6 separate regions of the Homo sapiens genome follow, and regions 1, 3, 4, 5 and 6 are each linked to region 2. A link is an interaction called in ENCODE POLR2A ChIA-PET data of the cell type or tissue named here. Cell type or tissue: CD4-positive, alpha-beta T cell. All regions are shown on one strand.

Region 1 (4,000 bases), 120 kb after region 2:
TGGATGCCAGGCCTGTATGTGATACAGTAGAAATTTCCCCAGATGCCCTGTGGAAAGACAAGCTGCTACCCGGAGTCCTTCCTGGATGTCTGGCTTAGTGTAGTATACCATCAAGGACAACCTGGCTCTGTCTCCTAACAAGCTGCTAGGGCCTTCCCTCTTGCCTACCCTCCTGACAGCCTGGACCTCAGGCTAACAAACCTCTGGGTTGCCACTGTCTCCATTCTGAGCCATCAGAATTGTATATACATTCATCTGCTGATGTCTCTGTATTTCAAGCTGTATGTCTTTACACCTTTATAATACACAGTACAGATTTTGCTGCTTAAAATTCTAGTATTTCCTATAGACACTAAACTCAATTTTAACACAATGAATATGTTAAAACATTATATATGTGTTGGATTAACACATATAATGCAACTCATTTGTTGCTAATCTATCTTGGATTCCTTGGGTAGAATCTGTCTTCTCACCTGTCTGAAATGGAATTGAATCTCCTAACTTCTTACTATTTTTTTAAAGCCACAAATCCCTTTTAAAATGTCCGTTTAAGGCTGCTAAACTCACATTGTTATAGAGTATATTTTATATACTTTTCTTCCTTTTAAAAGATCATATACACTTTTCTCCTGGCCTCTAATTTTGCCAAATATTCTGCCATAACAGCAAGCTCACAGAACACAAGTATTTGCTTAAAGATATTTAAAGCAAATCCCCAAAGAGTTTTCTGTTGCAAATGTATTTTAAGACATAGGCTGAGGAGCTGAGTATTCAAATCCATGAGTTCTGACACTGATGTTTTATTAGGCCTACCCACATGAAAATTAGTGCTTACTTGCACAGTTATCTTATTTAAAAATACATTTGCAAAAAGAGAATAATTTCATTTTCACTGATTCAAAGGTCTATCTTTTCGAGTATTATAAACTTACATAGTACAAAAAGATTGGTAAAAGGGATGAGAAAAATAAAGGGCAATAGTAAGGTGAGTAAGGAAAGCAAAATTAAACTTGGAGACTTGGGTTCTAAATATAGCTTGTCTACATCCTAGCTGCAAGATCTTAGGCAACTCAACTAACCTCTCTGAACATCACAGATAAAATGGGGAATAATAACATTATCTAGCTCAAGGGTATCGTACAAATTATACAATATATGTAAAGTGCAAAGCATAGTTCCTGCACATAGTAAGTGCTCCATAAGTTAAATATAATAATAATCATAGTAAAATAATATTCTTAACTACAATCTTATTAAAAGGTTATTACCTAGAGTTTAAGCTGTGGGGTTATTTCCATTTGCACAAAGTGTGATAGAAATTTGGCTCTGTAGTTCCTAGCAGCCAATGTAAGAGTAAAACAAAAAAGTTTGTAAGTATCAAAAGATTTATTTACTTAAATATAAGAACCCTACAATAATGCTTCCAAACTAGGGTTTGCAGAATTACCACAAGGGCTCTGTCTGTCTAAAAGTCCCCCAAGCATTATCTATTGTTCAAATAAATGAGTTGCACATGTGTGTACTTTTATTTTTAAAGGCATATAGATATTGTATTAATAAAACCAATTCATCTAATTGTATTGTTGAATTTATACTTTTTGCCAGTAAGCATTTTCCTAATAGATGGACTTAACTAAGAACATCAGAATGGTGAAGAGCATTGTGTTAATACAATTCATTGTCTTATTTGTTAAAAAAGTTGAAAAAGTATTGCTGAGAAAAAGGAAACAAGTTAACTTTTGTTAAAGGTATCTCTTGGTTTTCACTGTCCTTTCCCTCATCAGTAGCGCCAAGAACATCTTAAGTCACAGAAACATTAGTTTTTGGAAGCAGGGTTTGCTGTAACTATAGTAGAAATGACATTCTGATTCCACTCCTAGCTTCACAAGGATATCTGTGAAAGATTTGGGGCAAAACTGTTAAGCTGTCTGAAAGTGCTTTTGCATAAGAAATGGGTTTTACTGCTAAAACTGTCATATTGCTGAGTTTTGAATGCCCTAATGGTAAATGATACTGGGTTGCCAAAAATAACCAGATTAGTAGTTTTTTCATTCATTTGGCCGTCTCAGTAAGTCAAATATTGATACTTTCTACTAAGTCATCTTGCCAACACCCATTTTGTTATACTTATGCTGAATCTGTTTGTCATCTCTTAAGTAAGAAAATTATTGATTATTTTGTGGGGATTTAATTTAAAAAAAATGGTAATGGATACTGTAAAGGAGCATTATTTGGATGGTTTAAAAACATCTTCCTTGATGGGAAAATCTTTTAAAAGGCTTTCTAACTTGGTGTAATTACTTGAATTAAGGAAGTGCAATGCCATTCTACTGACTTAGAACAACTTTTTTGACTTCCTGCAAAGAGGACCCTTACAGTATTTTTGGAGAAGTTAGTAAAACCGAATCTGACATCATCACCTAGCAGTTCATGCAGCTAGCAAGTGGTTTGTTCTTAGGGTAACAGAGGAGGAAATTGTTCCTCGTCTGATAAGACAACAGTGGAGAGTATGCATTTATTTATTTACTTTTACATTTTTGATTCGTTTTTACAGAGAAAAACTTCTACAGAGATAACAATTATTTTGCTTTTCAGAAGGACGCATGCTGTTTCTTAGGGACACGGCTGACTTCCAGATATGACCATGTATTTGTGGCTTAAACTCTTGGCATTTGGCTTTGCCTTTCTGGACACAGAAGTATTTGTGACAGGTAAGTACAAGGATATTAATATTTTTTAAATTATTTTTTCTCTTTTGGAGGAATGTTTGAAATAGACATAAAAATAATTTAAATGTGTTGGTAACTGGAAGTGAGAAGCCTGCTGTAAACCATCAAGATTGTTGTCTCAGGGAGACATAGCTAGTTGTGTGACAGAATACATTGTTTCTGTTTACAAAGACATAAATGTTTCGGGACAAAAAATACAATTTTAAAAGGAAAGCAATGTCTATCTGTATCTTTATTTACAACTGTTCAAAGATATTACAAAAGCAACATTATTACTTAACTTCCAAAGTGACAATAACACACATTTATAAAAGCCTGAGAATTTTTTAATGATAAAATAAGTGAGTTTTTATTCTTTTAACAAATTTGATCTTTTAAAAAGTCATAAAACAGCTTTGGTTGTATGTAAGCCACTCCCTCTTTTCAGACCTGAAGTTTGCTTCCTCAAATTTTGAATTTAATTGACATATTTTATTGAATACTTGGGTATATAATAGTTCAAAAATATATTGAGATATTTAGTAAAATATTAACTTTCTGCAATTTTTATCACAGAATGTATTTTAAATCAAGTTTTTAGTTTCTTGTTAATAGTTTTAATACATTTTTGCTTTAGAAATTCTTGTGGAGCCACCGCCCTTCCTGGGTGGTGGGTAAATATTACAGCCTTGATGAGATAGAAATATTTAAACTCTTAAAAATCATGCAAATGCTGTATTCAGTAGGAAAATGCAACTAGTTGGACTTCCAGTGCCTATTAAAGTTTGAAATCTTTGCACATTTATGGTCTATTCAATGGATAGTTCTTGAGCGGCGTCAATATGAATCATGAGTACATTTCAATAGATTATAGAATGTAACTAATAATTAATATTTAATATTTCTCTTTATGATGTAGTATCTAAAAGGACATTGAAAATAAAATTTTTGTAGAAATTCCAAAAAGTATAAAAAGTATTTTAAAACAACTTGCTTATTACAATTCACTTTGAAGTCTTTTTTTGACTTTTACCGTTCTTCTTTCCTCTGAAAGTCAGGGAAGTAGCTACCTCTTGAGCATGTTACATTGACAATTTCTATTTGGAGAGGAAAGAAAGAGGAAAGAAAAACAACATAAGATTTTTGTTGTTGTTGTTGTGGCTGTTTTGCTTTTTATTGCAAAGGTGAATTTTTTAAAAATCTATATATTTGCAGCATTTGTCTTAGTACAGAAAATGTTTATCAAGTTACCATCCCTTTAAAGCTTATGATAATAAAAAGTAAATTAT
Region 2 (4,000 bases):
AATGCTATCTTTTTCAGAATTATCTTTTCACGTGATAACTCCCAAAATGTGCAATTTTACTCATTATTTTATTTATCTAAGCTTTGCAGAATAGAGTAATTGAATTCTCCAAATCTGTGTTGAGTAGAAATCCTCCAACACTGTCCTAATGTCAGGGAGACACAACTTTAATTGATGCCTTCTCCTCCACCCCCCTCAAAAAATGGGAGCCAGTGTTCCTAGGAATATTTGATATCTTTCTCTTCTTTAATTGGCAATCAGTTCTCATTCTAATAAATGGGGAAATATACCACATAAAACCAATCAACTGGTTTGGTTTTCCTTGCCCCCAAAGTTGGGAAAATGGAGAAACAAATAGAATTCAAATTTTGCTCCATTTACCTAACATGCATATAAAATTGACTATTTCCGAGGTACTAAGATATGTGGTAAAATTTTAACTTTTTCTCCTAAAAAGAAACAATGATACTAGTGATCTAAAACAGGGGTCCCCAGTGCCTGGGCCACAGACTGGTACCTGTCTGTGGCTTGTTAGGAACCGGGCCACACAGCAGAAGGTGAGTGGTAGTTGAGCAAGCATTACCACCTGAGCATGGCCTCCTGTCAAATCAGCAGCGGCATTAGATTATCATAGGAGCGCGAATCCTATTGTGAACTGCACATGTGAGGGATTTAGGTTGCATGTCCCTTATGAGACTCTAATGCCTGATGATCTGAGGTGGAACAATTTCATCCCAAAACTATCTTACCCCACTACCCCTCCATTCTTGGAAAAATTGTCTTCCACGAAACTGGTCCCTGGTGCTAAAAAGGTTGGGGACCACTGATCTAAAACAATGATCAATTAAAACCATTTCAGTTTATGATTTTAATTCCAGTCTAAACAAAAGTTAATTATTGTTACCAAACTATACATATAATCAGAGATTCATATAATTGAAGATTATATGAATAGTTTGGTGACAATAATTAACTTTTGTTTAGACTGGAATTAAAATTTGTCTGCATATATTACTGGAAAATCAAAGACTTTATAGCACCCATGCTTCTTACTAATGCAAATATAGGAGCTGTGCAGGTAAGCAGTTTGGTAAGAAGTAAAGGGTGTGAACATTGGAGTCACATTGCCCAGTTCAAAGCTCAGTGCTGCCACTGTTATCCAAACAACTCCAGATAAGTTCCTTCATCTTTGCATCTCATTTTGTAAAACAAGAGCACTAATACTGCTTACAAGGTAGGATTGAGATGATATATACATTGCACTAACAAAATACTTAGTATTTAACAAGAGTTTAGCTTAGCTGTAACTAGGAGACTGGGCTAGTGGCACACTAACCTAGTATATCTCCTGGGAGTTTTCTTTGTATTTCTTTTTTTTTTTTTTCAAAGCTCCAAAATCTATGTTATTAGCTTATTTATCATTTACTTTTTTCTTTTAAAAATAATATCTGTTTAGTTGAGGTCAGACAGACAGAATGATTATAAACCCCATCTATGTTTAAAAGTGGCTATATAACCCATCATTCTTTGTCTCTATCTCTCTGTTTTACTGGTTTCCCATTGATTACTGAATTAAATAAGACCCTTGACATGTTCATTTTTAGATCTGTTGAAGAGTCATAATTATATCTTGCTTAAAGATTATCTTTTAGCAAATTACCATTTAATACAATTAAGAGCACATTTTCTAAATCGATGAAAAGGAGAAGAAATAAAAAACCCATGCCCACTAAAAAGCTGTCATGACCATGTTTTTCTTTCAAGTGTTAAAAAACATGTTACTATTTTGCATTCTTGACTTACTCCAAGTTAAGTGACAAGGTCATAATTATTACTAGAAAAGATATAGCAACAGTTGTATTTTGTTTTGTTTAATTCAGTGCCGATGTATGAGTTATGTCACATTTCCTGTAAATGTAAATTTAAGGTTCTCATTTCAAATTTCTCAACATAAAAATACGAAGCCATAAGCAACCAGGTGGCACTCACACACCTTTTTTTTTCTTGAAAACTGTGATGTACATTTAGTTGGTGGCTCTGTAGTTCACATGGATTTCTGGTTTCATGTCACAGACCATGCTCAAGAGCTGGTTCATCACACTTTCCATATACTTATTGTAGTGTCCATTAAGTTCTTGTATCTTCCCTAGTGTTTGTTCTTCTATTTCATCTGAGAGATTATTCTGAGAGCCCATTATCTACCAAAACAAAACAGACAGAATTCACATCATAATACAATTGTTTTACAAGTTAAATTTGTCCTAGCCTGTTTACTGATGATTGTCCTACAATGCACAATTATGTACTCCTTTTCTAGATTTTTTCAGAGAACCAACAAGATCATCAATGCCATGAGTGGGAAGGATGAACTTTCATAAAATATTGAAACTGGTCATAGCAGATTACTTTCACTTTTAACCAACCTCCACATGGTACAAATTGAATACACATTTATAATCATTAAACCATGCCCAGAAGTTCTTTTCCATCACATTTTTCATGTATTTATGACAGTTTCCATTTAGTTCCCATATATTCCCTATTGTTTATTTTCTGAATTATAAGTCTGGAAAACAGAGTTGAAAGACACCATTAAACTCACTTTTGCTGTTTTTTAAAGAGTGTTTAAAAGTTTTAAACAGTTGCTGGTTTTTAAAGAGTGTTTTTCTATTTTTAAAATACATTATCTGAACTGTATCTTGCTTTTATCAGGAAGACAGTCACAATGTGCGCTCTAAGATACTTTTATATGCACAATTTTTTTTTTTTTTTTTTTTAGATGGGTTCTCACTGTGTCGCCCAGGCTGGAGTGCAATAGCGTAGTCTTGGCTCACTGCAACCTTCGCCTCCCAGGTTCAAGCGATTCTCCCACCTCAGCCTCACAAGTAGCTGGGACTACAGGCGTGTGCCATGATACCCTGCTAATTTTTGTATTTTTAGTAGAGACCGGGTTTCACTTTGTTGGCCAGGCTGGTCTCGAACTCCTGACCTGGTAATCCGCCTTCCTCAGCCTCCCAAAGTGCTGGGATTACAAGTGTGAGTCACAGCGCCTGGCTGCCGAAGTGTGTTTCTTTGGGTAATAGATATTATCTTGAACACTTAGTGTAAGTTGTACTTCTTTAAAATTGAGTGTGCTTGTTCATTTAGTTACATCATAATTGTAGACACAGTTTAATATATCTTTCTAATTGCTCTTTAATTGGCAGTGATTCCCAGTATTTTCTATTATCTCCTCTTTCCTCATAGCTTCTTTATCAAGGAATGATTTGACCAAAATATAATTTCACCAGAGGAGTTAACAATTTAAAGGAATTCTGCAGTGAAACACTTTGAAAGTTAGCCTTTACTAAAGCAAAAAAAATCAACTCCTAACGTATCTCCTTTGTAAACTTAGTCTTTCCTACACATGGCATTTTAAAGGCAAGAAGACTGTTTTATGTTTGTTTGCTTTTTCCGTCTGAGAGTGTTTAGGAAAAGTATGCATTTAATTTAATCCAAGATACTCCAGTAATGATTGACTTCTACTTCAGGGTTGTTAGACTATTCTAAATTCTAAAATCTGCATGATCTTTTTGAGTCCTAGGCTTGAAATCAAATGCCACTGAGGCGCTTGGGTTCAAGTTCTTTCTGTTTACAGTCCAGGCAATGGGGTCTTCTCAGTTCAAAGAAAATAATTTTGAAAAGTTACAGTTTCTAAGACATCAAATAACTTTTGCAGAATAACATTTTGATAAGTGAGTATACAAGAAGCAGAAACATATGGATCGAATTTCCCTTGCTAAGAAGAAATTTTAAAATAGAAGAGAACTACTTATTAAAATGGCTCTACCAAGCTCAAAATTTTTCCTCTAAATTTAGTGTCTTAAGTGTGATTCTACCAAATTAAAAAAATAATTCTCTAAATTCAGTGTCTTCTAGTGGTAAAAAATTAAAAACAAACTGTTGTGAAACTATTACCTACTTTTCTTTGGAACAGCATTAAAAATAGTTGTCATTGGGT
Region 3 (4,000 bases), 170 kb after region 2:
CTTCTTTTCAGAAGTTAGATTAAAATAATATACATCATGTATTTCTTTTAAAAAACGTATTGCCTTTGGACCACTTGGAAGTTTATTAATCTCTCTGAGACATGGAACATATACGTAGTCTGATGAATAGTGTACTGGTTGGAAACAGTTCTAGTATATTTACTCAGGCATTCACAGTTCTTTTGTTAAAAAACAAATAGCTTCACATAGTGTCCCAGCATTTTTCTTCTCATTTCTGTGGTAAACAGATGATGAATTATAATTTTCTTTTATGAAACTCTATCTATAGTTGGTGCTACACATTTTGGTGACAACAAAGTAGTAAATCAGAACAACAGAATATAGGGGTCTGTGGAATTAGTGGTGCAGGTAACATTAAGATTTCTCTTTTCTCTGTCATCAAATTTGCTTTCTGATTTCTCCTCTGTATTAACTGATCCAATGGCTTCCGTCATTCTGAGGAAAAAGTTCAAGCTCCTTTTCAAGGCCTACAGTGCTTGCTCCTTGGCTCTTCTCCTAAAGCTGTTATCATCAGATCTGTTTGATTTCTCCTTTGCACTTACTCATGCTTAAAAGAATCCAGCAATTACTTATCAATCACTTCTTATACACAAGACTCTTTGCTACAGCTATTTCTCTTTCTTCTCCTCCTCTTCCTCATCTTATTATGTGATTCATGCTGATGTTGATGCGAGAAATTTTGATTATTAGTCTTAATCAGGTGTATCCATGACTAAAATGTCATTGCAGATGACTAGATATATGTGTTTTATGGGTTATAAGCTTATCCAGGGCAAGGGTCATGCTTTTATCATGTTTGAACCTAGTCTCCAACAGCATACCAGCAAAACAATGTATGTTTCTTGAACCTAAGTGAACTAAATTAACTTGTTTCAAGTTCCAAGGAATGAGGTGCTTGCATGAGAAGGGGCATATCAACCTAATTTTAGATATGTAAGAGCTCATGTATTTCTCAGATAAAGAAGAGATATGTGTTGTATAAAGTATGTTCACACACTCAAAAACAATTTGAATATTTTAAATTTGGTGATATGTTTTGTTCTTCACAAACAATGAAGGACACTTTTCCTTTCACTTCAAACATGAGAGCTATTAGTTATTGCTATACTAATATTTTTTTCTTATTACCTCTTTTGCAAATCAACACAATTCTAAGACTGTAATTTACAAGGAAATAAGAACAAATAAGGAGAGCGGAATGCTGTTAATGGGAACATAAACATAACAATAGTTTACATGAAACAGAAAGATAAAAGCTAACTAGATAAGAAAAGGGACAAAAGTACAAACAATATCAATTAAAAACAATATTTAAGTATGAATTATTAAGAAAAAGAGAAATGTAATGAGAAAACAAGAAAGTCATTATGTTAATAATTATGTATCACCCATCAATGATATAAAAATATATATATCAAAAATGCATTTTACTTCAAGGAATAAGCCAGGGAATGTCATTGAAGAATACGGGGTGATGCTCCTTGGATGGCAACTCTGAAGGAAGAAAATGTTTTCACATCAGTTTGTTCTCAGAAGATAAAATATAAAGGCAGAAAGTCACCTTAAGTACCAGCTAATTCACTTTCCCATCTGATCTCTGATTCTCTTTAACAACCTGAGTTTACAGTCATTTGGAAAAGAACTTTACAATCTTTTAAATAGGCATTTACTAAGATGAGGGATGAAAACATTGCACTTCACTGTAGACTGAATCTAGTTCCCATCATGCCAAGAAAGCTGCTCTTTTCAACATTTCCACAAACCCAGATGATAAATCCAGTTGACCCATGTTAATGCACCATGTTTATCCTGCATGTGAATCCCCATATTATTTGACTTCAACCATTTCCTTCTCGAAACACCCTCTACTCTTTATTCTTGTTTGCTACAGTTTTCCTCTTACTTGGAAAATTTGATTACCTATGCTGGCTCTCTCCTTAATATTCACTGAACTTCAGGATTCTATCCTGGACACTTCTCTTTTATGTAGTTCGGTGATCTCCTTCACCTCTGTAGCTGCAAAATGTATCTATATGCTGATCTATAGCATCAGCCCAGATGTATGTCATGAGCTACAAACCTCTATATTCAAATGCTATTATACATTTTCACATGAAATCTCAAGCAAATTCTGATTCACCTCTCTACTCACTGTTTATTACTCTCAAGTTCAGTGAAACTATAACTCACTAGCATGTTAAACTATCAATCTAGATATTTTCCTTATTACTCTTTCTCCTTTATTCTCACTTGAAAGGATTTACAAAGTCTTGGTGATTCTTGAGTGTTTCATAGGTCCTTTTCCCCCAACCTTTCTTTTGGGGTATACTCTTCCTACGTAGGACATCATCTCTGTCTGTTTTGCTTTGGTTTTGGTCTCCTGATTTTCCTGCCCCCACCTTTGCTCTTTAATAATCCATTTTCCATTTCCTGAAAGGTTGATCTAAAATTCAAATGTTTCTCCTTTAGGCCTCCCTTTAAAGACATCCCTTTAATGGATATCTAAAGCCTGTAAGATAAATCCCAGCTTCTTATTCTTCTGGGACCAAGCTAGCTATATGCAATCCTTTAGGTTGTAGCTTAAATACATCCAAGAAACCCTCTGTATCAACTCCTTTACCAGCCAACCACCAACTCTGGAAATATAAATAAGATGATCCTGTTATGTTCTCCTTTAGCACATTCTGTATCACCTGTCATCACACTGTATTGATTGATTGTTTTTGTTTATATCTCACACTAAATTGAGCTCATTGAGGGCAGGGAATTTTTATATGTTGGTCATATTATATCCCTAGCATGTGGCATAATGTCTAGCACAAAATAGGTGCTCAATTAATCATCATTATCTAAATAAATAATGCATTTGGGAAAAAAAAGTTTCAAAAGTTTTTCAAAAGTCTTTTGCAGGCTTGAAATTAATCCCAATAGTGATCCTTTAGTCTGTTATGTTTCTGATTTAGCCTGGGGATTCAAAAAATAAATAACATAATTTTGATATATTTGGGCTTTGTAAACATGGTACTAAGAGAGGAAATATAGTTTCATTAGGGTAAAAGCTACTGAAAATTGCCACTTGGTGAATGTTCTATCATAGACTTGAGGTACATATAAAAATCTAATATATGTTTACATTAATATGAATGAAATTTGAAATTTTCTAAGAGATTTTTGTTTCTTCTTTGCAGGGCAAAGCCCAACACCTTCCCCCACTGGTAAGAATTAATATTTATATTTTTACTAATTTTATTTTCTTGTTGCAAAGTTTATATATTTAACTACAATTTTCTATTATTAACACTGAAATTATTTTTAAGGATAAATTTTATAATCATGAGTGATTCTTGACATTCACTTGTTCTTAAACTTTCTGCTTATACGTTATAGAGTTTAATAACTACCTAAACATGTTATTAAATTTGTATATATATTTTGTGTATAAATAGTAACTTTTCCCAAACTTGACAGTAAATCACACAACAGGTTTCTACTCTCTTTTAATATTTTAAGACTATAAAAAAATGCATTTAAATTAGATAACAAAATTTTATAGTCTGAAAGCAGGTTAACAGCTGTCTATGTATGTTATAGATATGTAGATAACAGATTTGCATATGTCTATATTTCTTTAAGAGTATGTTGCTTTTTTCAATGGTATGCAAAACCTTTGAGACTATTGAGATATTTTTAAATAATAATTTTCAAATTCTACTGAACACTTCAATAGTCCTTATAAATGTCTTAATCATGAGATAAATTTAAAACACAGAGATGCTGCAAATAAATTCATACATAGTACATACAAAATAAGAGAAAAAATTAAATTGCAGATGGTTAAATATCACATCACTTAACTGATGTTACTGAAAATGTATTTTCCTGCATAATCATATGGTTGACAGTATGCATTAAGAAGGTAAGTAAAACAATGAAGACAATTTTGATTTAATATGGTAATGCACAATTCCAACTAACGTAC
Region 4 (4,000 bases), 160 kb after region 2:
TCCGGAGGCCCGAGCCCACGTAATGGAGATGACTGGGCCACTGCTAACGTCATTACCCTTCATGTTGACCACCAGGAAATGACGCCATTCAGTGTATTGGGGCTTCTTCCTGCCGGGAGCGTCCGGGTCTGTTAGGACCAAGGTGTAGAGTTTCCTTGACTCAAGATCATCCCATGAAATGCTGGTGGGTCTGTTAACCTAGGTGGGCGTCAGCACTTTGCCCAGCTCGTCCACCGTCGCCCTGGCGTAGGCGACATGCAGCGAGTGCTGCGGCTGCCCGTCCACTTCCTGCAGGCTCAAGGGCCTGGACCGCTTGCTGAGGTCCCTGGCATGGCTGTGCAAGAACGCAGCGCGCAGCTGGGAGTGCCACTAGGCAAGGCGCAGGCGCAGCGGCGACTCGGCAGCCTCTGAAAACTAGCCAGGGAAGCCGGGGCTCATTTATAGGATTTTAAAAATATTATTAAAGGCTTCACAAACTGTCTTGTTTAATAGCCACAACATTGGGAGGCCGAGGCAGGCGGATTACCTAAGGACGGAGTTCGAGACCAGCCTGGACAACATGGTGAAGCCCCGTCTCTACTGAAAATACAAATATTAGCCGGGTGTAGTGGCGCATGTTTGTAATCCCATATACTCAGGAGGCTGAGGCAGGAGAACCGCGTGAACCCGGCAGGCGGAGGTTGCAGTGAGCTGAGATAGTGCCACGGCACTCCAGCCTGGGCCACAGAGCAAAACTCTCTCAGAAAAAAAAAAAAAAATAGATACAACAATCTCCTTTTAACTGAAGAGGAATGATGTAAAGTTATATAAAGTTCAGAGGAATTGATGTAAAGTGAATCGTAAAGACTTTGGAATCTCCTACTAAAATATTTTAACAGGAAAGAGACACATCAGTGCATTTTACAAGCAGATCAATGTGGCGGTATCTAGCATGCATGGGGAAGGGATGGAGGAAGTTGTCAGTTTAGAAACTGAGTATAAACATTATTGAAATAGGACATGATAAGTACCTGGACCAGGGTAAAGGCAATGGAAAGGAAAAGGAAGCCACAGACCACAGATAGGAGGAATTCAAGGACTGTGTACCGAAATTCAGGAGAATGATGTGAAATAGATGCTCTGAATCCTCTATTCCCAGGAGGCAGCATTATGGAGTTAGGAGAAAATGCAGGAGCTTTGGATTCTAGTAGACCTGGGATTGAGTTTTTACACTGTTACTCTATATTCGAAGCAATATATTTAAACCAGCTGTGTCTTCCTTTTGTCCTTTATAAAACAAGAATAATAATGCTTATCACATAGAGATATTATGAGGATTGTATAAGACAATGTATCAAATAGTAGGTATTCGGTAAATGTTCCTTCTTTACTAAAGATAGAGAAACCATTTTCTGATGTACAAAGGGATGAAGAGCTGGCCCAATATGAATTTTCCCAAAGAAGTTAAATGAAAAGGATCTCATGATCCTTTTCAGGATTTATTATTTACGAATGTTAATATATTATTTTAATATTTTCTATCTTATGAAATAATTATTTGGTCAAAACATAAGACAATTGATAGGAATATACAGCATGGAAAATGGTTACCAACTAGAGCTGCAGGGTATCAGGGAATGTGACAAGGCAGCAAAATGTTTCTACACATGTCTGTTTTTTCAGGCATTATCTTTCTTGAGACTATCAAGTGTGTATTTAAGGAGCCATTCAACTTACTTCAGTGCATTTGCTTGCAAAGGGTGCAATGTGATGTTTCCTACTGGTAGGGTCGTATTTCATATGTGGTGATAGTGTTGCTGAACAAATAGGAAATATCCTTGCCTAGACTATATTTTATCATTTCATTATCTAGTGGTAAAGGAATGTGAGTTCTATTTACAAATAAACATTTTGTCTTACTTTTTTCTTTGTGATCTATTTTCTCCAAGTTGCATAATGTAATGAATTAATAAAGCTTAGTTGCTGGCCAAATCAATGGTGACTTTTTATGTTTTTAAATATAATATTAGGTTTAACTTATTTTTGTCATTAAAATATCATTTGTGAGTGCTTTTCAAAATGAAGTGCTTCTGAAATAAATCACATAATAAAACTAACCTTACTTTTGAAATACATTTTTATTGAAGCAAACACAAATCAATCTGAAATTCAGCATTTTGTAGCAGTTAAATGTATAGTCAGGCAGCTTCAACGTCAACTAGAGAAGTTGTGGTTTTAACCCCGAGATAGGGCTGATTATGCTGGTGCTATGGCAACCTATTGCACCATTTGGTAGCGCCTGTGTGCTTAACCGCATGAGCTGCGCCTCTTCCTTTCCTATAAAGACTCAGAATAAGAAAAACAGAAGTACACCGAAGAGAAGAAACCACAAGAGCAGTAAAGACACTGCTGTTAGCTTTTAGCTGTGCAAACAGCAGTCTTATGAGAACAACACATTGAAAACCTCTTCTATTTGAAAGTGTAGCTTTTCCCATTATGCCTGGGTTCCTTTAATGATTTTGAAAGTAAGCCAAGTGTTTCTGTTCAGAGTTTTCATTAAAGGGAAATAAGAAGAAATAAGCAGTGCATTTATCAGCCTTTGCTTTTATTGTCCTCAGCTTTAGGAGTGGGAGGCTTTTGTGCAGCCTCAGCAGACATTTTATTCTGTTTGTGAGATGGGAGATTAGTTTCTATTAGGTGGACTCCCTATAATCTAGCATTTATTTTCTGCTTTTTTTTATTATATTGTAGTTAGTTCACAAAAAAAAGTACAATTTTAATTCATCTCCTGGCTCATTTAGAAAGGGTTGTGGTTGGTGCTGTAAACACGTTTCTACATAACTAGATTAAATTCACAGACACTCACTGTCCTAGCACTGTTTATTTTCTATGGGGAGCTTCATTTACCTATTCTTTCCCTCACCCCACTTCTTTTACAAGGTATAGGTTGATCAGCAAAGGCTTTTGTATGTTTTCCTTTGTTTCAAAGTACAGACATAATATAATCATAACTTTTTTTTGCATGTTCTACTATTTTTCCTTCCTTAAAGATTTGGGTAAAAATACTGAAGGACAGACAAGTTCATGCTACCATTTTTGTTAGGCATAGGCCTGTTCACTTTTCTTCCCATTTTTCTGAAAAATAAGAATCTACCCCTTTTGTAGTCATTGTCCAGCAATTTACACTTTTTAACAATAAGTTTTAATGTGTGGTACTCTGAATCCCATTTTGATGGTTATACATAATATTTACTCATTTTTGAGTCCCTAATAGCTCTTTAGCACAAATACTGGATTTAGCATTAAATATTTTTTCCTTACAGTGCAATGCAGTTGAACAAGCATGGGGGTTTTTACAGTCAGACAGATCTGCATTTAAATCTAGACTCATTTTGCTACAAGTTCTTTATTTAGCCTTGCATACACGTTTTTATGATTTTGAGCTTTCATCTGTGAAAAGAAGAGAATACCATCTACTTTGTAGGATTTCTATAATGATTAGATAAAATAATATGTAACAGTATTTAGGACAGTGCCATTCACATAGTACCCGCTTATTAAATAGTAAACACTGTTGATAGCACCAAATACACTAATAAAAGATTTCACCACTTATGCAAACATCTTTTGATGATTCTTTGTTCTTTAATGATGATCGTAACCTATCCTAGAGGAAGCAAAGAGCTACAAAAACATACACTTACTAAGGGATTAATATAATTAAATGGTTTTTGCTATCTGAAGTATATTGCATAAATCAGGTATATATCCCTGGATTTAGGTAAATGAAAACAGACATTTTCATAAGAAGCAAAAAGATAATTAATATGGGAACAAACCTATTCTGGAAAATGTTTAAAAAGAGAATATGGGTAAGGAAGCATCTTTCTCAGTTGTTCTTAACCCTTGTTTCCATCATAATCACCATCAGAGCTTTAAGAAAATACCAGTGCACAGATCACGTTACCCCACAAACCTACTAAATCAGATTTTCCAGCGCTGGAGCCCAGAAATAGTCACC
Region 5 (4,000 bases), 130 kb after region 2:
TAGATTATTATTAGATATTCAATAAATAAAGTTGGTAGATGTGAAGAGGTACTAGACAATAGTCCTATTTTGTTTTGGTTTGTTTGTTTTGTAATTTATTCTGAAAAAATGTTTATGTGGAGAGAAAAGGGAAAACATACAGAAATACACAGCACACAAACAAATTCTTACTTTTTTTTGGTAGTCTTTCTAATTTTCCAAGGTCACCAGCTAATAGCAAATGAGAGTTGTAGGGGGTGGGGTGAAGGCTGGGGTCTTAATCGGGGTCTATCTGATTCTAGATAGACCAGATTCTAGATTTTCCACTCGGTTACTCAATCTTCTTAGTGGTCAGTTTAATAACCTGGAATTTAAGACATGACTGTGTGATGATGGGCAAATCACAGCAGGACTGAATGGGAGCTGGTAATTTCTCAGAGGTTGTTTGTGTGACATATGCATGTAAGTTCATTCACCTGATTTAGCTACTTACATGAACCATTGTGCACTGAGCTGCTTCTATATCTTTAGCATATTCTGTATCTATGTAAAATTCACATAAGATTGTATGACTTTTATAAAAAACAAAAAGACATCTTTGATTAATTTGTCTTCACTATGAATACTGATGTGATGTGTTACAATCATCCTGAAAAGGAGGCTAACAAAGGACAGGACTGAGTCTGTCTTGAGGTGAGTGATATGATGGAAAGAATGGATTTTCCCCCACCCAACTCATTTTTGATATTACATAAAGTGAAAAACATTAAATAATTCACCAAAGTATCTAGATTTTTTTTTGTTTTTGAAGTGCAAGGGAAGTAACTTGACCTTTGTTAAACACTTTGATCATGGAAAACACATAAGGTTCTCATCTTATTCCAGGAAGTGTAGACACTAGATAATCTTTTCATAGTCATCCAAAAAGCATATTAAGTGAACCAGGTAAATCCATCCTACACTTTTTATTCCAGAGACAAGTTGGCTAAACTTTGAGGAGACTAAAACAAAACAAAAAAAAATTATTGTTTGGTTCATTTGATAAATGTGGATTCCAATCATATAATTTAGGCCAAATATTATACTTTGACTTCTTAGACTTAGATTTCCAGATAGTCTGGTTTATAAAATAAGATTTTAACTATGCTTACTAAACTCTATGTATTTCTACTTTCCAATGACCCATGTTCTTATTTTCTGAATTTACTTATTGATGCTTTAGGTATGATAAAGGTATGTAATGGCTAAGGAAACATAAATGAAGCATAAGACATCAGTTGAGAGTTTTGACGGAAAGGAAGTGGTGATATGAAGGAAACAGATAAACCAAAGAAAAAGGAAAAGGTCAGGGAGCTGATAAAAGTAACTTGAAGAAACTTTAGTGCAAATGTTGGATTCAGACAATCGCTACTTTTAAAGTACTTAAAGAAGTCAGTCTTTGAAATCTTGCCCGGATTCCATTCCAGTTTCATCATTGGAGACTTCCAATGATGAAAAATTGGGGAAGAATTACCTTCCAAAGCCTCAGTTTCCTCGTGTGTAAAATGGAAATAATAGCAAGAGATATTAAATGAGATGATTCACTCATCGATTCATCAATTGTTTATAGAGCCCCTGCTAAGCTAAAAACTGTTTTAAGTGTTGACACAGTGGTAAAGAAAGCAGAAAGTGTAACTACTTTTATGAAACTGACTTCCTAGTGGTGAGAGATAACAAGAAAACAAACAACAAATTGAGATAACTTCAGTTATAGATAAATGCTGTGAAGAAAATTAAGTAGTGTAATATGGTAGAGTTTAATCTGGCCAGACCCAGATTTAGGGGTGAATGCACTTTTAGACAGAGTGATCGGGGAAGATCCTTATGAAGAAGAATCATTGAGCTACCTGTTGGCTGACAAGAATATGGGGATCCATGTGAGGGAGACTGGCAAGAGTAAAGGTTATCTGGCAAAACCAAACAAATTGGTAGGTTCGAGGCACAGAAAGGTCAGGCATCTGTAGTATGGTGAGTAAGAACTGAGCAGGTTGTGGTGAGGCTAGAAAGATAAGCAGAAGGCAGGTCCCACAGGGCCTTGATGGAAATGGAAAGAGCTTGAATTTTACCTGAAGTATAAAGGGAAGGAACCATTTTAAGTTCTTAAGTACAGAATAACCTAATCTTCTTTCTGTGTTGAAGAGATCACTTTGACTGTTATGAAGAGAATAGATTGGAAGTAAGGCAAAGCCTGGAAGCAGTTATGAGGAGACTGAATGGGAGGATGGAGAAAGGGGATGGTGATCTGGACCAAGTGTTGGCAGTGCAGGTGGAAAGAAAGGAAAGACTGACATAGAATTAAGAGAAGTGGCTGCATGGAAAAGACAAAGACATTTTAGAGAATGACTTTTTTTCCCCATGAGCACTGGGATGGGAAAGAGCCAAATTAGGGGGTCAGAAATCCAGAGTTATGTTTGGGCTGTTATTGATGTCTGATTTTCATTAGGTGGTAGAGAGGTCAAGAAATCCGTTGGAGATAAGAGGCTGAGGCCCATTCAGTAGGTCTCAACTGGAGACATAAACATAGGAGTCATTGCATTCAGATGGAGCTTAAAGCTAAGGGACTGCATGTGACAGTGTAAATAAACATGTAGAGAGTAGCAGATGACTGGTTTCTGAGCCTTGGGAAACTTCATATTTGGAAGAGACACAAGGAGGAGCTAGGAAAAGATAGTGAGAAGAGGTAGCCAGTGAAAAAAAGTAGAACTATACTTTGCTTTGAATGTTGAAAAGGGTTGGCATTATAGTGAGAATTCAGTAAATTCCACATAAAAATCTGAATTTATGTCTCCCCTAGAAAGGTTGGTTGTGAACATGCAATTGGTAAATATCTCTATTAACTTTAATATTGTTACAAAAGTAATATTAAGGAATTTATAATATTTGGAAGAATTAGATGTCTTTACCTAATATATCCCTTGCTAGCTTAACAATTAGAAAAAGAAAGAGGTACATCTTAACATAATTTGTTTTAATAAAAACTACAGAATATATTGAGAGACTAAAGAATTAGAAATTTAACTGAAAATTTCATGCAAAGGTAATGCTCTGTTGAACCATTTTGTAGCTTATGTTTTGTTTTGATACATATTTTAAAATATTGTTTAAGACAATACTTGAACAGATTGGGATTGTGTGTGTGTGTGTGTGTGTGTGTGTGTGTATTGGTTAAATAACTGGTTTATTTTTAAACTGAAATTAAACCTTCCATTTCTTTGAGAAATTTAAAAAGTAGTTGTTATCAATGTGGCAGATATTAGGTAGAATCTAATATCGTGAAAATTAAACTGCACATAAATAGATATAAATCCTTTTGTCAGTGTGTGTATATCTCTGTGTGTAATTTTGATCTCAGGCTTGGCAGGTTTCCTTAAAACTTTTTTTTAGAGCTACTTAATTTTGTACTTACTGGTGGTTAGCTAATAAGAAAAAGCTAATAAAAAATAGTGCTTACTCTGTGCCAGGCACTTCTGTTAACATTTTATAAATGTTATCTCATTTAACAAGCTCATGTCATTGTATAGTCTAGCTTATACTTGTCTTTAACATAAGCAAATTTGTTAATTTGTGTTTCCTGATATTATCATAAAATTTACTGGTTGTCATATCCTAAAAGGGAATAGTTCAATTTAATTTTCCTTGTTCTAATTTTAAATACAGTACTAAGGTTGAGAAAGAAGGGGTCAGGAAAGGGAAGTAACATTGAGTGTCTCGTGTGCCTGGCACTCCATATGATGCTTCAATGCACACCAGGCTATTCAGCCTCAGATTTGTTTCTACATTGCTTCTAGTTCTACAGATTATTCAACGAATGTACAATCCTTGGTCACTAGTCTTAATAGGGAAAACAGAATTATGGTTAAAACAAAAGAGTAAGTAACTTAAATATGATCTATCGGTATTTATTTTGTATTATGATATTTTGCTTAAGTTGAAAAAAGGGCGCATCAGGTGTTTTGGCAGTTTACTGTGATCTCAATAGTGA
Region 6 (4,000 bases), 130 kb after region 2:
GAAAATGTCAAATCAATTCAATTAAATCAGTAATAACACTTTGCTGTTTATGTGGCTGTTTTTTCTTCTATTTTTATTGTCTTAGATTGCATGGATACAATCAAAATAAGTTAATTTGTATACAGGATATAAATGGACCAGAGAATGTGTCTTCTATTAAATAATAACAAATAAGAATACCTTTTATTTTGTGATGGTCTTTACTATTTACTGAGAGACAAGTATTGTTCAAGTTGCCGGTTTTTTTTAATTAGCTGACATATTTCCTGCTTTTATTTGAGTTAGAATTCCTGTACCAAACATTTTAAAAAGAGAAAAAAAATTAAAGAAAGAGAAAAGGAATTTGGAAACTACTATAATGTAAAGTAGCATTATTTATACAACAATTAATTTTAGAGAAGCAAGAGACCTTAGAAATAATCTATTTCAACGCATCTATTTTACAAAAAAGAAAATTGAAACTCATAGATATTTAGTGACTTGTCCTTTGTTACACCAAAAATGAGGGAACTTGGTCTAGAATTCCTCCAGCATATTATGAGGTATTTGTTCTGTGGCCTGATACAATGAAATGAATGTTGGATTAGGCATTTTGGGACAAGTTTTGAATCCTAACTCTATTACTAATTCCTCTTCACTAGACTGAGATTCTGGTATGTGGTATTCAATAAGTGACTTGACTTCTTTAAGCCTGGTTTCTTTTTCAGTGAGATTTACAGCTTAGACTAGTTTCTGAATCTTGACCCTGTGGACAATCTAGTTGGAGAACTGAGATGACCTGGGCATTGTAGGATGTTTAGCAACATTCCTGCCTCTGTAAACTAGACACAGCAGCACATTTACCCAACCTGCTCTGACTGTGACAACCAGAAATGTCTCCAGGCATTGCCAAATGTCAACTGAGGGCAAAATTGCCTACCCTAGCCACCTTAACTGAAAACTACAAACTTCATTGAAATAATTTCTTTATGGCTCCCAGCAGTAACACTGTGCTATTCTAGACCAGTTGGTTAAACTACTGGATGCTTCATCAGAAAGCACCCACTAAGCATCACTCACCATGAAGTTCGTTGGGTACTCTATACAATGAACAAAGGAGATATCACATAATTTTTAAAAAACTTAAAAGATTCACAGGTGAGAATTTTGTAGTAACAATTAAGTATTAACTATTAGAAAAATTTAAGAAGTTTTAACAAAATGATATAAAAATATATTCACTATAAGTAGGATGTAATTTTTGTCCTGTAAGAGTTATCCATGTATTTACGAATTGTACCTACCAGAGGTTACAAAAATTTGGTCATTATTTGAAAGATTAACAGGGACTTATTTCCAATCATAGATGTTCACTATACTATTCTAAGACATTTGCAACTGTGTAAGGCAGTCATTTCCAGTAAGAATTGCTAGAACAAACATTAAGCATTTCACAGTGAAAAGGGTCATAGGTATATTTTCATCCTTTGCATATAGAAGAAATAGCAATCTATTATTCTCAGTTTTTGACTTAAAAGGTATTGTTGCTTCCCTTTCTTTCCCTCCCCTACTCAAGTTTTTGCCCATGGATCCAGATACCTACAAGGGCCTAATACAGGGAAAGTGCACTGTGTATGAGCTATGAAGGCACAATGGAAGCTTGCCTGGCAATCAGTGCCAGAACAGACAGCTAGTCTGATGAATTCTGCTACACATCACAGGGCTACTAGTTTTTTGTTTTTTGTTTTTTTTTTTTTTGTCATACATTACTGCAAGTTCCCTGAGGAAGTTTACTGATCTGTAGTTTTACGAGAAATGCACGTCATGGAGGTGGCGTGGGGGAGCGGGTGAACAAGGAAACTTTAGTTGCTATAAAACAGGAGCTGAGAGCTCAAGCAGGTTGGTTATGTTCTGCCAGATGGAGATAAAACTGTGGCAGCCACATCCTGTGACTAGAAATTGTTTAAGTAGGCAGACCTGTTGGAGGACTAAAGAACATTAGGCAAGGAGATTAAATTAGTGTAGGAAAAAAAATCAGTTTTGTTTAAAACGAAATATCTACTTGTGTTAATAGAACATTCTAACTCCACCATAGGATGGAATCAAGAGGTTTTTTTTTTAATACATATAGTGTATATATATAAATATATATATACACACACACACACTGTATGTATTCCTATGTAGATTAAATATTTTGATTTACCTCTTTCTAGTAAAGCAAAGTTCATTCTGAAATCCAAAATATTCACTTACTAGAGCAGAAAAAAATTAGCTGTGCATTTATGCTGATCACAGTGTAGATAATTAATCTTTAAGAAAGTAGGTTTTTATGTTTATAGTTGATAAAGTGTTAGTGGCAAGAACTTTTTCTGTTATTGAATATTATCATCAGATTACTCGTGCTTTCCATTTTATTCCTTTAAAAAAATCCAACTTTTGTAAGCCACCACTATTTTCTGAAGATTTTATTTCTCTCTAAGCTAAGAAAGGATGTCAAGAATAAACCATTTTCTCCTTTTAAATAAAAATGCATTCACTATAGATATTCATTTGAAATCTCAAACATACCTGAATTAAGTATACTCAGTTTTGTGAGTGAAAATTAATTATTATTTAAAACAAAACAAAACAAAAAAAATGTTCAGTGTTTTCATTTTACTTCTCTTGCTGCTTTTGGGCTCTGACTGGGCCCGGAAGCAGAAGTTGCAAAACATTATGAGAAAACTTTTGCTCTTTTCTTTTTTTTCTTCAATCTCCACCCATATGGAAATACCAGAAATCTGAAACCCCATTCTTGCTAAATATTCTTCTCAGGATTGTATCTCTACTGCAGGTCTTCTATGACGTTTTACAGCTGGCCTCTTTCCATTCAGAATTGCTGTTCATCTTTGAATGTCTCTGCTTTACTCCTGAATGAACACAAACACATTTTTTTTAGGTTTCTTGTTGACATTGGCTTTCTTTATAGCCCATAAAAAATGCATTTGTGGCATCTCTTCCACAGACAAAAATAGTATAATTATGATTCAATACTCGATGAATGTGTGTTAAACTAAACTGTGCCCAAGCTCTGTGCAACAGTACAGGTTTTTCACCTTTCCAGGGGAGAGATGTGGAGCACATATACATTTCAGCCATCCTACATGCCCACAGGGACATCTTTCTGGTCTGTCTCATTGGAATACCCTTCCTTATTTGGTTTTTAGTTTCTTTCTGCTTTAAGCACCTTTCAGAGAGAGAGAGATGTTTTCCTTTGTCTTTGTATAGGCAGTGCCTATCGTTACAGAGTAGCCTTTAAATACATATTTGTTGAATTAATAATGATACACATGAACTGATGAGGCTCTATAATTCTATGAGATAATCTGGTATCGTGGGAATATTTTAGCATGTTTTGTATAGATAGACTGACACTATGACTGGTAATCTGATAGTAAAAATGGCAAAATATTGAGCCTGAGTATTATTTTATTATGTTGCTTTCTTATACAAGGAGGGAATAAAATAAAGTGATGTGGACTGTAATTGTGCTCATGAAAGACACAATGTATACATACCTCCTTGAGACGGAATGATAAGGATAACGTAGAATGTTTACCATGATTTATCAGTCTCTCCTATATAAGAAAAATATTTCTTGTCCTGAAGTGGTAACTTTGGTGAAGTCTTTTGCTTGCTCTTTTACAGACTAATTAACAAGTTTTCTATGCCGGCTCTGTCCTTTCCTCTCCTCTCACCCCTGAAAAGTGGTTAAAAGTTTGGCATTTGTTACCCAGAATACTAAATGTAACACATATGTGGCAAGATTTGATGGAATTGCACTTCTGTTCTTATTATGTTCCTTTCTGGAAAATTATGACAATTTGTGTCCCCTTAGAGAGTGTAGCACAGTTTTCTGGTTGCTCCTCATGATAATCCAAAAAAAAAAATCCAGCTAACCCTTACCTTTTAGAGTAAGAATCTTTAGAAGAAAGAGTGCTTTCATCAAATCATTTGAGAACGTTAAGTTGAATAACTG

Evidence for each region. ChIA-PET counts read pairs that join two places held together with the same protein. Peaks named below come from ENCODE experiments on the same cell type or tissue, not always from the same donor. Only the 100,000 strongest peaks of a DNase experiment are listed, where the experiment ranks them.
Region 1: POLR2A ChIA-PET joins it to region 2 with 27 read pairs; 8 of 35 experiments call an interaction of 5 or more read pairs at or near these places.
Region 3: POLR2A ChIA-PET joins it to region 2 with 10 read pairs; 10 of 35 experiments call an interaction of 5 or more read pairs at or near these places.
Region 4: POLR2A ChIA-PET joins it to region 2 with 23 read pairs; 11 of 35 experiments call an interaction of 5 or more read pairs at or near these places.
Region 5: POLR2A ChIA-PET joins it to region 2 with 15 read pairs; 8 of 35 experiments call an interaction of 5 or more read pairs at or near these places.
Region 6: POLR2A ChIA-PET joins it to region 2 with 12 read pairs; 8 of 35 experiments call an interaction of 5 or more read pairs at or near these places.

Annotation. Positions count from the first base shown.
Region 1 is chr1:198,636,628-198,640,627 of GRCh38, forward strand. PTPRC (protein tyrosine phosphatase receptor type C) reads left to right here and starts at 2,413. Exons shown (of 33, transcript NM_002838.5): 1 at 2,413-2,510; 2 at 2,599-2,714. The coding sequence starts at 2,642. In CD4-positive, alpha-beta T cell, a CTCF peak has its summit at 3,335; a DNase peak (open chromatin) is centred at 2,424; H3K4me3 peaks cover 3,227 bases; H3K27ac peaks cover 4,000 bases.
Region 2 is chr1:198,521,367-198,525,366 of GRCh38, forward strand. ATP6V1G3 (ATPase H+ transporting V1 subunit G3) reads right to left here. Exons shown (of 3, transcript NM_001376861.1): 3 at 1,856-2,198. The coding sequence ends at 2,025. Among named protein-coding and RNA genes, the nearest start is that of ATP6V1G3, 17 kb to the right of the region's middle. In CD4-positive, alpha-beta T cell, a CTCF peak has its summit at 1,996; a DNase peak (open chromatin) is centred at 2,015; H3K4me3 peaks cover 1,962 bases; H3K27ac peaks cover 3,419 bases.
Region 3 is chr1:198,689,138-198,693,137 of GRCh38, forward strand. It overlaps PTPRC (protein tyrosine phosphatase receptor type C), which reads left to right. Exons shown (of 33, transcript NM_002838.5): 3 at 3,210-3,236. Among named protein-coding and RNA genes, the nearest start is that of PTPRC-AS1, 24 kb to the left of the region's middle. In CD4-positive, alpha-beta T cell, no CTCF peak of the experiment used is centred here; no DNase peak of the experiment used is centred here; H3K27ac peaks cover 2,297 bases.
Region 4 is chr1:198,679,710-198,683,709 of GRCh38, forward strand. All of the region lies in intron 2 of PTPRC (protein tyrosine phosphatase receptor type C), which reads left to right. It also overlaps the pseudogene PEBP1P3. Among named protein-coding and RNA genes, the nearest start is that of PTPRC-AS1, 15 kb to the left of the region's middle. RefSeq lists an enhancer at 1,961-2,531. In CD4-positive, alpha-beta T cell, no CTCF peak of the experiment used is centred here; DNase peaks (open chromatin) are centred at 2, 662, 1,742, 2,272 and 1 weaker place; H3K4me3 peaks cover 3,938 bases; H3K27ac peaks cover 4,000 bases.
Region 5 is chr1:198,648,146-198,652,145 of GRCh38, forward strand. All of the region lies in intron 2 of PTPRC (protein tyrosine phosphatase receptor type C), which reads left to right. Among named protein-coding and RNA genes, the nearest start is that of PTPRC, 11 kb to the left of the region's middle. In CD4-positive, alpha-beta T cell, no CTCF peak of the experiment used is centred here; DNase peaks (open chromatin) are centred at 1,996 and 3,745; H3K4me3 peaks cover 4,000 bases; H3K27ac peaks cover 4,000 bases.
Region 6 is chr1:198,654,931-198,658,930 of GRCh38, forward strand. All of the region lies in intron 2 of PTPRC (protein tyrosine phosphatase receptor type C), which reads left to right. It overlaps PTPRC-AS1 (PTPRC antisense RNA 1), which reads right to left. Exons shown (of 3, transcript NR_199042.1): 3 at 2,623-2,891. Among named protein-coding and RNA genes, the nearest start is that of PTPRC-AS1, 10 kb to the right of the region's middle. In CD4-positive, alpha-beta T cell, no CTCF peak of the experiment used is centred here; DNase peaks (open chromatin) are centred at 1,831 and 2,761; H3K4me3 peaks cover 2,973 bases; H3K27ac peaks cover 4,000 bases.